2 separate regions of the Homo sapiens genome follow, and region 1 is linked to region 2. The links are chromatin contacts, found by Hi-C or POLR2A ChIA-PET in ENCODE. All regions are on one chromosome and are shown on one strand. Each heading gives the region's core, a stretch centred on a gene start or an enhancer-like site at or near the end of the contact. The rest is flanking DNA. Distances are from core to core; before and after follow the strand shown.

Region 1 (6,868 bases), core at 2,788-5,287, 34 kb after region 2:
ATTTCCAAAAACAAAACCTTAAAATATATCTTCCTTCCTTCCAACAACATCCAGTCTTTACCATCCAATGAATAACATGCTGTATTATATACTTATTCACCACTAGTTATAAATAAGTACCCACCTGTACCCTACAGAACACATGAGTTTTCTATCTAACTAAGTGATTAATATTGCTAAAATCAAAAGAAAGAAACAAACTTTTGTATGCTGATGAATGTTTAAAACAGGCTTCCTATTACTGGCTATAAAAATAAGTAATTTAAAATAAAAGGTATTAAAGGATATGCTATTGGACTTGGTATTGTAAACAGCACCACCATTTAAGTGCTATAATTCAAACTCTTTTGGAAAAAAAACATATATTTTACAGCTGAAAAAAGCATCGATAACTCCTGCTGTGGTCTGAATGTGTCTCTCCAAAGTTCCTATGTTGGACTTAAATCCCAAGGTGATAATATTAAGAGGCAGGGCTACCGGGAGGTGCTTAGGTCATGAGGGCTCGCTGCCCTCATGGATGGGATCAGTGCCTGTATAAAGGGGTTTGAGGGAGCAAGTCTCTTCCATCTCTTCTGCCACATGAGGACGTAGCAAGATACACCATCTTGGAGGCAGAAAGCAAGTCCTTATCAGACACTCAATCTGTTAGCACCTTGATCTTGGACGTCCCAATCTCTAAAACTGCGAGAAATAAATGTCTATTGTTTATAAATTACCCAGTCTAAGGTCTTTTGTTATGGCAGCATCACTAGACTAAGATAATTATCCATTTTCTCATCACTCATACAGGAAAACTAAAACAAGGAGGATAAGAATCCATGTTCCACAGTTTTGGGAACAGCCGTCTAAAAAGAAAAAAGTTAATTAGACTAACCTTGTTAGTATTTTGTTTTCCGTATGAATGAATGAATGAATGCCTGAATCATACATTTAAAGACTTGTAGGAAAACATCTCTATGTTTGGATAGAGGGTCAAAAAAAGCAAAGTTTATTCTACTTTACCTAATTCCTTTCAAAAGTTTGAGAAATCAATCACATTTTTTTAAGGACATTTCATGATGACATTACCTTACTGAAAAGATAGGTCTTTTGCATGTCTGGATTCTCATGTCTTGGGTCTGCTCAAAGTGAGGAATAATCATACAGATAAAGAAATGCTTGAATTGACGGAGAGAACATTAACAGTTACAGGGATCAAGCAGGTGATATCAAGGGCCTAGTTAGGTCTGGGACAAGACAGCACATGCACCCTGCCTAACAGGATTGCGCTGTAAGACTGTATGTTGCCAATTCTTCCCATTTTTAACACAAAAAATAAAATCCAGATTTCAATGTGAAGGTACTAATTTTTAGATGTTGGCAACTAAATTAATATAACAGTCTCTGACGCTCTGTGGGCAGCCACGCCCCAGTGTTGGTTTTAATGCTTCCTTCTCTCACAAGTGGGAGAACAAGGGAGTAAGAGATTGAGAGATGCATTCATTTTTAAGAGAAGAATCTCCTGTTGTGCTAAACATGGCCCAGTTTAAGGTACTATGGATATCTTCAGTTTCCATACAGAGATTCTGAATAGGTCCTCAGCCTGGAGGGGCCATGGAATGAGGCAGCCTCTTCCCTTTACTGCTGTGGTCTCCTCTCTGCTGCACAAGCTCCTGCCAAAGCCATGGGCATACTTTAGCGGATGGGCATACTCAGCCTGACAGATCACTAGAAACACGAACCAAGTAAGCAAAACAAACCACAGTGTAGTTATTTTACATGACTTGAATGAAATAAATCTGAACTACAGGTGAGTCATAACATAATAAAAGACTCAATTAGGTTCAGAACAACAGACCAGTGTTTTCCCTTGTCTTAGCAACTAGTTCACTAGAATCCTGAGCGAATATAAGGGAGATAAAAGACCTCGGTACCGGTTTTATCCTTTAGTGCAAGACCATTAATCTACTAGAAAATTAAGCCCAGGTTGCCAGTCAGGCAATTTCAGGGTCAATAATTCCGTTTTTTTGTTGTTGTTTTTTTGTGTTTTTTTTTTTTTTTTTTTTTTTTTTTTTTTTGAGACAGAGTCTCACTCTCGCCAGGCTGGAGTGCAGTGGCGTGATCTCGGCTCACTGCAACCTCCGCCTCCCAGGTTCAAGCAATTCTCCTGTCTCAGCCTCCCCAGAAGCCGGGAGTACAGGCGCCTGCCACCATACCTGGCTAATTTTTGTATTTTTAGTAGAGATGGGGTTTCACCTTGTTGGTTAGGCTGGTCTCGAACTCCTGACCTCAGGTGATCCACCCGCCTCAGCCTCCCAAAATGCTGGGATTACAGGCGTCAGCCACCGTGCCTGGCCCAATAATTCTTAAGTTACTAGGATACCAGTTAATGATACCGTTGTGGTCTAGAAGAGTGTATGCCCTACCCATTTGGATGACTCATTCCCAAAAAAGTGATTCCTTCAATAGCAAAATATTTAAAATTGCAAATCCTTTTCTAGATTAACAGCAGTTTTATTATATGCATTACTTTTAAGAAGTATATATACACACACACATGCTAAAGGAAATCCAGTGTCTTATTTAATACAAAAGAAAGCACCTATATATGAGACAGATGCATAAAACTTCCAACTTTTATAGCACATAAAACAATCTGATTAATCTCCAGGCTCAATTCTGAAAAGTACAGTAATTATGAGGCTGGAACTCAACTAAAAATTCCTAATGAATGGATTAGGCTGTTTATTTTTAATGTAGGAATGCCAAAAATTACTTAATACTTAGGTAGAAAATGGTGAAATGATTTCTCAAAAACATTATTGAACACTGCACCCATTTCCCAGTCAAGTGTCCTGAATAGGAAATTCAGTCCAGTACTTCACCCCTCTGTTAAGCCAAGCATTTAAGAGATTATCTTTCAGACTCCAGACCAGAGTGAGCTGGGTAAGAAATCCTCAAGCTGAGCACAGCGTAGCAAAGTTCCCATTTGGCTCCAGTTCTCACCTGTGCTAAACACAAAGGACAAACAAGCATATGAGACACAATTGACTTCTGCCCTCAAAATGTTTACCACCTGGAGAAAAAGCAGCAGGATGATACCAAGGGAGAAGTGCTGAAACTCGGGCCTGGGCAGCGGGGTGCACAGCAGAAAGTCATCTATAAGGGTCTGGGGGCTGCAGTGGAACAAGGCAGTACCAGCAGCAGGGCCAGAACTCAAGGCTGCAGAGACAGGTAAGAGGCAAGAAGACAAATGGACACATCTGGCTTTCTGTCCTGAAGGTGATGGAGAGGTACTGAAGGATCTTGAAAAAGTACGACTTGATCTGATTTTCACTTAATCAAATCACTCATGTGAAATAATGTGGCATACTGAGAAGCAGGAAAACAGCAAGATGAGAGGTTAGAAAGAAGTTGTAACAGTTCAAGAAAGACGGTAAAAATCCATACTAAATGAGGGACAGAGAAAAGGAGAAGCTATGAATGTTTATAAAGTAATCTCCATAGGATCAAGCTGCTTTCAAAACAATGGAGTATATGACAGAAAGGAATTGAGAACTGATGACCAGGAGGAAGGAGAACATTCTGTGTGTGAAGTGATACAGGGAGAGGGGGGCACAAAAAAATCCATTTTAGACAGGTTCAATTAAGATGCCTGTGCAACACCTACTAGAAAAGTCCAGTGGGCAGGTGGATAACAGAACCTAGATCTCAAAATACGTTTTAAGAGTTTTAGGCTAGAAAATCACTCTGGTGTTCGTGAGCAACGGCAGTTGAATCTTAAGTGCAAATGAGGTCACCAGGGAAAGGCTGCAGAATGAGAAAAGATGGTTGAGGACAGAGCCCTGGAGGAGGAGTGGGAACAGCAGCCTCCAAAGGAGATTAAGGCACGTACAAAAAGGTAGAAGAAAACCCAGACAACAGGGGAGGAGAGTGTTTAAGGTGATGGTGGTCAAGTGTCAAATGCTACAGAGATGTCAAGTAGGATAAGGCCTTAAAGAGCATTCCTCGAATTCATCCAATACAGTCCACTAGTGGCTCCTGCCGGCAGAGGCAGTGGCGTGAAGGCACAGAGCAGGCTGCAATGGGTTGCAAGTAGAGGGGAGGGGAGGAGAGGAAGCAGGAACAGTGTTTACCTACTTCTGTCTCCAGAGCTTTTGCTGTGGAGGGAACAAGAAAGTAGTAATTAGAGAAGACACAAGAGTGAAGAAGGGTTTGTTTTGCTCTTTCAGTTGGGAAAGGCCTAAATGTAACTATAGACTATCATGAAAGAGCTGAGTAATAAGGGAAAGGTTTAAGCTAACCAAAGGTTGAGAGTGGGGGAGTTGAGAACACCTCCTTCTGTGAGATTAAACAGAAAGAGACAAATGGTGGCTGCTATGATTTGGGGGCGGGGGTGGCACTGTAGGTAGAAAGAACTGAGAGAATTCATACCTGGTGCTTCCTTCTCTGAAAGGTAGGAAGCAAAGTTAAAGGTCTCAGTGCAAGCCACATGGCCACGAAGACCAAAACTGAGTTTTACTCATCCTGTCATTTGAATCACCCGTGCCACCCTATATTTGCATGACTCATCAGATGCCAACATGAAAGCAAGGCCATGTGGAAAAACAGCACACTTTAAATAAAAGTGTACATAAGCCATCATTACTCCACAGAAACCATGTTTTGTGGCAGATGGAGCGCTGGAACTAGGAGCCAGGGTCCAGGTTTCATGTCTCCATCTCTGCCATTTACTAGCTTAAATTAAATTTAGAGACTCAGTTCCACGGCATGTAAAATGGTGACTCCTGCCAACTGCCATACTTAACTCACAAGGTTACTGTGATAATCAAGAGAGAAACAAATAAGTGCTTTGGAAATTAAAGGGGAAAGGGCACTACAAGATTTTAGAGTGCGTACATTTTTATAAAGTGAACTGTTTACACCAGAGATTGCCAAGCCACGGGAATGCTGCTGTTCAGGAGTGAGCTCACAGAGCAACTAAGCCATCAGGCAGGGGTGGGGATGGTGGGCGGGGGGATGTTGAAGACAGCGGTGGGGGTTTAACACCATGGCAAACCCATTCTTAAAAGCTTGATAACCCCTAAGGAAATACTTTCTTTCACTAGGCTTTTCATTTGTTTACTTATTTTTAATACTTTAAAATCAAGTCTTAGGGGCTTTATTCACTTAGAACTCTTAACTGGGAATTAATGGTCCACTTGATCTAATTCCAACTTCATTTCTAAAGTACATTTCAATAAACAATACGATCAGTCTTCCTAACTCCCCAACATCACTAATTCCCCATTTTGATAACCCTCTGTCCAAATTCTTTTTCTTAAGGCCCAGTTCAAATTTCACTTCTACCACTACCAAGAGTTCCATAGTAGGAGTATGGAACTCATACTATGCACAAGGCACTGTCTTAAGTAATTCAAAGATTACCTCAGTATATTAGACCCACTTTACTTACAGACGAATAAACTGGTAACACAGGAAGGTTAGGTTCCTTGCCCAAAGTCTTACAGAATTATAAGCCCAAGCTGTACCACCTGCCATGAAGCCAAAATAATTCTCCGCCTTTTATTAATGATTCTTGTTTTTATCTAAATTACTCAATAAATAACTAAAGAATTTCAAAAGCTGGCCCTATCTTGCCACCAGGCCCATCTCCCCACTGCTCTCCTCTGCCCATGCCCAACCTCCTGGAGCCACAGGCCCTGCCACTCCCACTAGATTTCCCTCCGTGTCTTGCTTCTATGTCTTTTCTCTTCCTAAGCCTTTAGCCTGGATGTACCTTTCACCAGAGTGCAAAGTGCTTCAAAAGTCAACTCTTAAAAAAAAAATGTACAGCTTCTAATTTTGAAAGGCAATATAATGTAGGTGTTGTGGTTAAGACTGTGGACTCTGGAACCAGACTACTTGAGTCTGGATTTCAGATCCACTGGCAAAAGCCTCCAGAAGCTTGGACAACCAATCTCTCTGTACCTCTAAATCTCTCAGTAAAACAGGATGGTAACAGTACCCTACCACATGGGATCATCGTGAATATGAAATGAGTTAGCACCTATAAAGCATTTAGAATAGTTTTCATCATAAAGTGAACAAGGGGACTATGCCAGCAATGTATTATGAAGAGTTCCGTATTACCTTGCTCATACTGATTACACTTTGGATTTTTATGCTATGTCATAATAAATTTACTGTGCCTGTGTCTTTCTTTCCTATTAGCTCCCTTTATATCTAATGGGTGTTCAAATATTTGTTGACAGAATGTAAAAATATGAATCCTTCTATGACAAAGAAACAAAGTTATTTTTAAAAAACATTTTGTAAGAATGTTCAGATTATTTAATAGGAAAAAATTTTTTCACAAGTTCCCATGTTCTCGAGCATGAAAAAATGTTGGAAGTAACATACATTCTAATTATACCATAGAATTCTATTTTAAATTTTTCTAAAATGCAACAGCAAATACTTGCTTCGGGGTATTTTAAAAATTGAGCTCTAAGGAAAAAGGGAATCTATAATATAGTGTGGGGTTGTTAAGAATACCTCGAAGAAATATACATAACATAGAATGCCTTCCTTTCTTAATTCATGCACTTCAATTCAAAGCTCCACATTCCTGTCCAATATGAGTTTTCAGAGTTCTATTATTTGTAAATTGGAATAAAAAACCTAAGGTGATTTATCTAAAGGACAGAGCTAGAAATAGGACCTCTAATTACTTAAATACTGAGGCCTCTAGATTAAAACATTAAACCTCAAAACCCTTCAGCCAAAGGGATTAAGAAGATTAGAATGGGCTTGACAAATTACCACGGGGTTAGGAAAAAAAAAATGCAGAGAGAAAGTAGGCCAAATTTAAATAGGGAATGAAATGAAGTTCAAGAGAAAACTAATA
Region 2 (7,244 bases), core at 33-2,532:
TGAATTGTATCACAAAGGACAGCCAAGATTCTGGCAGAGTGATGCTGGCAAGAGAGAGAGGACAGTGGGAACAAACAAGAAGAAGAGGGTCTGAGTTTGGAAAGGGCAGGGCTGAGGTGCAGAATCTGTGCTGGACAGCACTGAAACAGGCGGAAGCAGATTTCAGAGGGCTCTGAAGGCCAGGATGGGAAGTTATGACTGTATTTGCTGGGCTATGAGACACATCAATGATCTAAACAGGAACATGACACAGTGATTCCTCAGAAGGATTACTCTGGTAGTGCTACCTGGCATAACTTAGAAGGGAGCAGGAAATGTTACGTGTGGAGGCAGCTGCATTTGTCTAGACATGAGGTAATAGGGACCTGAAACAGAATTGGAAGTGAAAAAGAAACATGGGTACCTTTTAGGCAGGGCTGAATGACATTTCCCACAAATGTCATGTGGAGACCCTTGCATATTTGCAATTAGTCACTTTGCCCTCATGGTGGCAGCAGCTCTTATATGATATTTTCAAATGGCCTCCCCTCTGTCTAGAAAGCTAGGACCAAGACTCCAAACGAGAGGGGCAGAGGCCCCTCCTCTTCAGACCATTCACAGGGACTCCACACGATCATCTTGCCTGGGTTCTAAATTCCACAGGGTCTGGGTTTTGCAATTGTGGACATATAACACTAGGGCATCCAAGTAAAATCCCCCTACCTCCCCTCTCCAGAGACTCTAAAACCTATGTACCAGTACCATAAGATCAAGTGTTGAAGAAATCAGAGTTGACTTGCTGGGCATACTTTAAGAAATGTTTGTCTTCTCTTCACTGAAAGCTATATCCATCCATACCCCACCATCCTCTTCATCCTACATGCAACAAACTAGATCCCTCTTTTTCAGGTCACATTCTCACAAAGATAAATAAGGCTGCCGGAATAGCAGAATAAAGTGACAGCAGCATAAAAGATGTGGGGGTAAGCAGCTGGTGAGCCAGGACCTCCAGGAGACCCACCAATGTTGGACAATTTCTCATCAGAGTAACAAGGAATTGACCCACATTACTGCATAGGGCAAGAGGATGATCCATCCCTGGCCAAGAAAGTGCTTATCAGTTCATCTTCAACTATATTTTGCTAAAAGGGGAAATCAAATGGTTTAATGGACTAAAGGTTCTTTCTAAACCATGAGTTAGCAATAAAACAAACCATGAGCAACCCCGTGAAAGACATGCCACCTGCATGACCAGCAACCCAAGCAGACCGAAGGTGGGGGCAGAGTGGTGCATAGCAACCCCACCCACGGCTGAGCTGGTGTTCTGCCTTCAGACCTGTGCACACTCCACTGGTCTGGGCTAGCTGCCAAGATGTGGAGAAAAAAGATTTCCCAATCTTCCCAAGCAGCCATCCATTTCAGTTAATTTTACCTAGCTACTCATACAATACTGTAGCAATATAGTCGGGTTTATTTATCTGCATTTTGGGGAAATTTTAGTTATGACTTCTTTGCAAGATCTTATTCAGTATCTCTACAGCAGGGAACAGCAAATTTTATCTACAGAGGCCAGACAATAAATATTTTAGGTTTTTTGTGCTATACTTTGTAGAATACTAGATAAATGGGTGCAGCTATGTCCCAATAAAACTTTATTTACAAAAACTAGCTGCAGGGCAGATTTAACCCTCAGGCTGAAAAAGAATTACATGGCAAACAAATATAGTGGGGCTAGACAAACTGTATGTCATATTCCTTATAAAAATTTCTTAGTTTTGTTTTTTAAAACACAAGAATGACACACTCCAATCTACTGTTGTATACAATTCCTAGCTGTGAGAGTCACATTTGGTACAGCTACTATGTGTCAGTAATACCACACTGCATTTGTTTAGTATTTCACTAAAACATCTTTATTAACTCTTTGCAACAATCTTATTTTGGTTTTTGTTTGTTTGAGACAGGATCTGTGCTGTCTCCCAGGCTGGAGTGCAGTGCCACAATCTTGGCTCACTGCAACCTCTACTTCCTAGGCTCAAGTGATCCTCCCACCTCAGCCTCCCAAGTAGCTGGGACCACAGGCACATGACTCCAAGCCCAGCTAATTTTTCTAATTTTGTAGAGACAGGGTTTCACCATGTTGCCCAGGCTGGTCTTCAACTCCTAGGCTCAAGCGATCCAACTGCCTTGGACTCCCAAAGTGCTGGGATTACAGGCATGAGCCACTGCGCCTGGTCAACAATTTTAAATCCCACATAAAGAATAGTTTTATATTTGTTCTCCTTTCCTATTCTTTCAACATAGGAAGGCCTCATCTCTGCTGGGGCATTTTTTACTAATGTTTTTACGTTAAACAGTAAAAGCTATGCTTTGTTCTCCAATCCAATAAGCAGTTTCAAATTTACTTACTTTGGTTTTGGGTTACAGAACTGACATGCTGAGAGTCCTAGAAAGAAAATAAAAATATCTAATTATTAAAAGATTAAGGCTTATAAAGTTAAAGAGAAAACCGTTGAGCTTTTAGTATTAAAAGGATAGTCTTATGAAACTTTCAAATATCTAGAAAAATGGAAACAGTGTAGAGAATACCCATACTACCCATCACAGATTCTATAATTATTTCATTATGACTTGCAGCTATCCATCTATTCAAACTTTTTTCATGCATAAGTTGAAAATATTGATTAACCTAATTTTAGCTTTCATTGCTTCTCTTCTTTCCTAGAGTTTATTTTTCCTTTGTTGTTGCACAAAGATATTTTTACAGAGCTTAGTGCTTTAATTTAAAACAAGCAATAATGAGTCACTGTTTTTTTTGTTTTGTTTTTTGTTTTTGAGACGGAGTCTCGCTTTGTTACCCCAGGCTGGAGTGCAGTGGTGCAATCTCGGCTCACTGCAACCTCTGCCTCCCAGGTTCAAGCGATTCTTCTGCCTCAGCCTCTCCAGTAGCTGGGACTACAGGTGCCCGCCACCACACCCAGCTAATTTTTGTATTTTTAGTAGAGACGGTGTTTCACCATGTTGGCCAGGATGGTCTTGATCTCCTGACCTCGTGATCCACCCGCCTCAGCCTCCCAAAGTCCTGGGATTACAAGCATAAGCCACCATGCCCGGTCCATGAGTTACATTTTAAAAATTATTAGAAAATAAGTAAATATATAAAGTAGCAAATTTGAGTTTTTGTAGATAGAACCTTTTTTTTTTTTTTTTTTTTTTTGGTGGTAGAGAGACGGGGTCTCACCGTTGTCTAGGCTGGAGTGTAGTGGCTTAATTACAGCTCACTGCAGCCTCAACCTCCTGGGCTCAAGTGATTCTCCCACCTCAGCCTCCCAAGTAGCTGGGACTACAGGTGCATGCCACCACACCTGGCTAGTTTTTGTATTTTTTTGGAGAGACAAAGTTTTGCCACATTGCCCAGGCTGGTCTTAAACTCCTGGACTCAAGTGATCCACCCACCTCGGCCTCCCAAAGTACTGGGAATACAGGCATGAGCCACCATACCTGGCCTAGAACTACTTTTCACAACAGTATCATGGAAAGGAATAGCTCTCTCACTCTCTCAATATATGTATTATGTATATAAAACAATGAACATGCATATCAGATTGAACAAAACACAGATCTGAAGGTGCTATTTCTACATTTTGAAGGTTATCCAAAAGTATAAATTAAAAAAAAGGAGAATGGCAGTGTTTTAACGCATTGTTCATAAATACTGTAACAGAAACACACAAGTCAGCAGTTTATTTGCTTGTTATTAAACCAGCACTAGTGTAACTGATCACATTAAACTCAAGAAAATGTAGGGAGTGTGAGATATGTAAGATGTATGTGCATATATCTAATTCTGAACGAGAAATCACACACTCAATTTCCCTGCCCCTCTGTTCTCCCATCTCTAAAGTAAGGATCCTCAAATGAGAGAACGTATTGGAAAATCCTGAATGCTTTTTATAAATTATAAAGCTTTATGAAAATCTAGGATGTTCTAAGTTGCAGAATAAATGTTTGAAAGCATTCTGAAGCACTGTAGAAGCTAAATTAATCATAATTTTAACCTCATTTCCAAAGATTTGAACAAGTAATACTTTATCAATCTGCCTCACAGCAATGCCTTACGCTTTTCACTAAGGTGGATGCAATGCCTGCCATACTTTTAAGGAATTACCTTTGTAGGGAAAGGAAACTTGGATGGCTCAGCTGTACTAGGCGTATGTATTGCTGTCAAAGGAGGCGGCCATGAATGGGTCATTTCCTGGAAAGATATTTGGAAAGGGAAGAAAAAGTAAATTATAAATAGAACATTCATTGCTACTTAACATTTTGAACTTAATGTAGAATGGATTGATCATAAATGGCAAGTACAATCTTAAAAGTTATTTCATGTACTTAAAAAAAACAACTCCTATTTCAGTGGGCTATGTTGAAAAGTTAAAGCTCTCCAACATAAAAAACTAAAAAACGCCAGTTTGTAGAAGACAATCAAGGTATAGAACGTGAATGAATTTAACACCCTGAATATTATCAAGCACATAAACTGTACGTAACAGGTACTGCCAGAGCTTGTGGAGCTGTGAAGACTGTAGGTGACAGGTTGGGCTGGAAAAGCAGTCTCTCCTCGATGCATTCTTTCTCCCTCAGCTTCTTTACTGCATTTCCTGGAATTATTTCAGTTCAAAGGAAGAAGAACTTTCCTGTTTGACTTAAGCAAACAAGTAATTCAGGTCACTTGTTCCACTTGGGAGAGTTTTAATGGATTTGACCCTTCCCTGATACACACTATTAGCAAATAAGAACTTTTTTGAAGGAGAGGAGCTTAAAATTACCTTTCTTTTCCATTGAGAAGCTTAATTTTTACAATTTTCTCAGTTGAAGGAAAGATTTCTAAAACTTACAATTGATATATGTATCTTGACATGAATTCTTCTAAACACATTCACAAATTTTTCTAAAAATACTTGTTGAAAACAGGTATGTCAGAAAAAAGATGTGTCAAATTGCAAATACACATACACACACAAACACACTTTTCTAAAAGGCCAAAATGGCATTGGAGACCATTAACTACAACCCCAACATCTACAGATTGAAAAAAACTGAGGTCCAAAATGATTGAGTCAAGGTACCCCAGGAAGTCAAAGGTGGTTCCCACATGTGTCAGACCTGCCCGGCAAACTGGCTTAATACTCGACATGCGGCCGGGCGCAGCAGCTCACACCTGTAATCCCAGCTTTTGGAGGCCAAGGCAGGTGGATCACCTGAGATCGGGAGTTCAAGACCAGCCTGACCAACATGGAAAAACCCCATATCTACTAAAAATACAAAATTAGCTGGGTTTGGGTGTGCATGCCTGTAATCCCAGCTACTCGGGAGGCTGAGGTTGCAGTGAGCCGAGATCGTGCCATTGCACTCCAGCCTGGGCAACAAGAATGAAACTCCGTCTCAAAAATAAATAAATAAATACAAAAATACAAAAATGAGCCGGGCATGGTGGTACATGCCTGTAATCCCAGCTACTTGGCAGGAGAATGGCTTGAACCTGGCAGGTGGAGGTTGCAGTGAGCGGGGATCGCACCATTGCACTCCAGCCTGGGTGACAGGGCGAGACTCCGTCTCAACAACAAAAAAAAAAATTGACATACAACTCTACCAGCAATCTGCGACCCCACAGCATGCTATATTACTCCACCTGTATAACACATGATGTATTCTAACGCCTCATTCTTTTCTAAGTCCTGGCTAACCTATCTCCACAAAAATGCCATTTGATCCTTGCAACAGCTGGAGATGGCACTGTAGCAAGTACTTCCACTTCCAACCTATGTGCAGGTCTCCCGTTGCCCTTCCCCATTGCAGCTCTGTGGGTTACCACAGCCTCAGGAGAGACAGCAGCGACCTCGCACAGTGACGAGTAATGTAAGTGATGCCGGCTTTCTTAATTTTTGTTAAAAGTGAACTCGTGCCCTTGTTTACTGACTGGCCATCTGCTTTGTTCAGGACACAACAGGAGATCTTTCCTAAAATATACTGGAAAGAATAATGGCTATAGCCAAAGACCCAGATTGAATCCTAACTCCAATCCTTACCAGCCATGTCAGCCTAAGTAAGTCATCTGAACCCTAATCCTCAATGCTCACTAAGAGGTAAACTAGAACCACTTATTTTCAAAGTATTGTAAGAGTACTTTATGTACCGTACTGAATGAATACTGCACAGAAGGCACTTAATAAATTAAAAGCATTACAACTTTTAATTAAAAGTCCAGTTTTAAAAGAATTTCAATACTGCACCAAAGAGAGCTTCCTGCTGTTTTATTTACTTGGTAATACTTTAAGGCACAGAACCATTATAATGTTACAACACAAAAACATGTAATAATTAATTGAGAAGGTATCTGAAAACATCACCCTTATGTTTTTCAATAATTTATTTGGAATCTCAATGGTATCTATGACTTTTAGTCACCAAATGCCTAAGGCTGTCCCAGCTATTAAATCAGGCAGTTGGAAAGTACATAAATTCTTTCAAACCCTAAGTGGTTCCCTGGTAGTCTGAAAGGATTTATATACTTCCCTACATGCCTAGCTTACTAGAGGGACTTAAGAGAACTGGGGCCATTATTAAGGAGAAGAGGCTGCTCAGAAAGACTCACAAGGCCATGATTTCACTTCCTACCTTAACAATGACTTGTCACATGAACAGAGACAAATCACTGGGACCTACGTCAGCCCTGGCCCTCCAGGCCCCACAGCTACTGTCTTTTTCTCCTTGCTCATCCTGCTCTGGAGACACTGTCTAGTTCTAATTGTTCCTCTAATACACCAACTTGATACCACCTCGAGGATTTTCCACCAGTTCTTCCCTCTGCCTAGCCTTCTGTTTACTGGCCTGTTGCATTATTCACAGCACCATCAACACCCAACACTATGTATTTCTCTTCCCTACTCTGATCTCCATGAAAGCAAGCACTCTGTCTTATTCACTACAACATCCTAGTGCTGTGGAGGCTTAACAAGTATTTGTTGAATAAACAAATGAACATATAAATAGTGCTACCACTCATTGTACTAGCATCATGGAAATGCTGCACTGAGGTAATGCTTGCTGGTACCACATTAATCCCCCAAGATACTGTGGAGGCCAGGCTTGCCTGTAAGTAGAAAATCTGAGGTGTCTCCATGCACCCACCAAGGGCATGTTGCCCTTTCTAGACCCTAGTGCATGACCATTCCCTGAAAACTAACAGTGTATGTCTGCTATCTTCT

What was found. A loop is a pair of places that touch in the nucleus more often than their neighbours do. ChIA-PET counts read pairs that join two places held with the same protein, here RNA polymerase II (POLR2A). Pooled maps may share reads with other maps.
Region 1: a loop to region 2 is called in a map of PC-3, with 4 times the contacts of the local background. The contact joins two enhancer-like sites. A Hi-C loop is called at or near these places in 8 of 168 maps with a recorded cell type or tissue (B cell, Caco-2, K562 and 5 more), 3 of 37 single-sample maps with no recorded cell type and 19 of 50 pooled maps. POLR2A ChIA-PET finds 5 or more read pairs at or near these places in 6 of 52 experiments (GM12878, MCF 10A, OCI-LY7 and 3 more).

What each region holds. Positions count from the first base shown.
Region 1 is chr4:87,056,025-87,062,892 of GRCh38, reverse strand. All of the region lies in intron 4 of AFF1 (ALF transcription elongation factor 1), which reads right to left. Among named protein-coding and RNA genes, the nearest start is that of AFF1, 120 kb to the right of the region's middle. RefSeq lists an enhancer at 4,071-4,160. Within about 2 kb of position 4,037, at least 10 of the 41 ENCODE cell types and tissues checked have a DNase peak (open chromatin) inside an H3K27ac peak, as active enhancers do; they include PC-3 and gastrocnemius medialis, where a contact is called at or near this core.
Region 2 is chr4:87,086,974-87,094,217 of GRCh38, reverse strand. AFF1 (ALF transcription elongation factor 1) reads right to left here. Exons shown (of 21, transcript NM_001166693.3): 6 at 4,148-4,234; 7 at 2,389-2,425. Among named protein-coding and RNA genes, the nearest start is that of KLHL8, 130 kb to the left of the region's middle. Within about 2 kb of position 1,282, at least 23 of the 41 ENCODE cell types and tissues checked have a DNase peak (open chromatin) inside an H3K27ac peak, as active enhancers do; they include PC-3 and gastrocnemius medialis, where a contact is called at or near this core.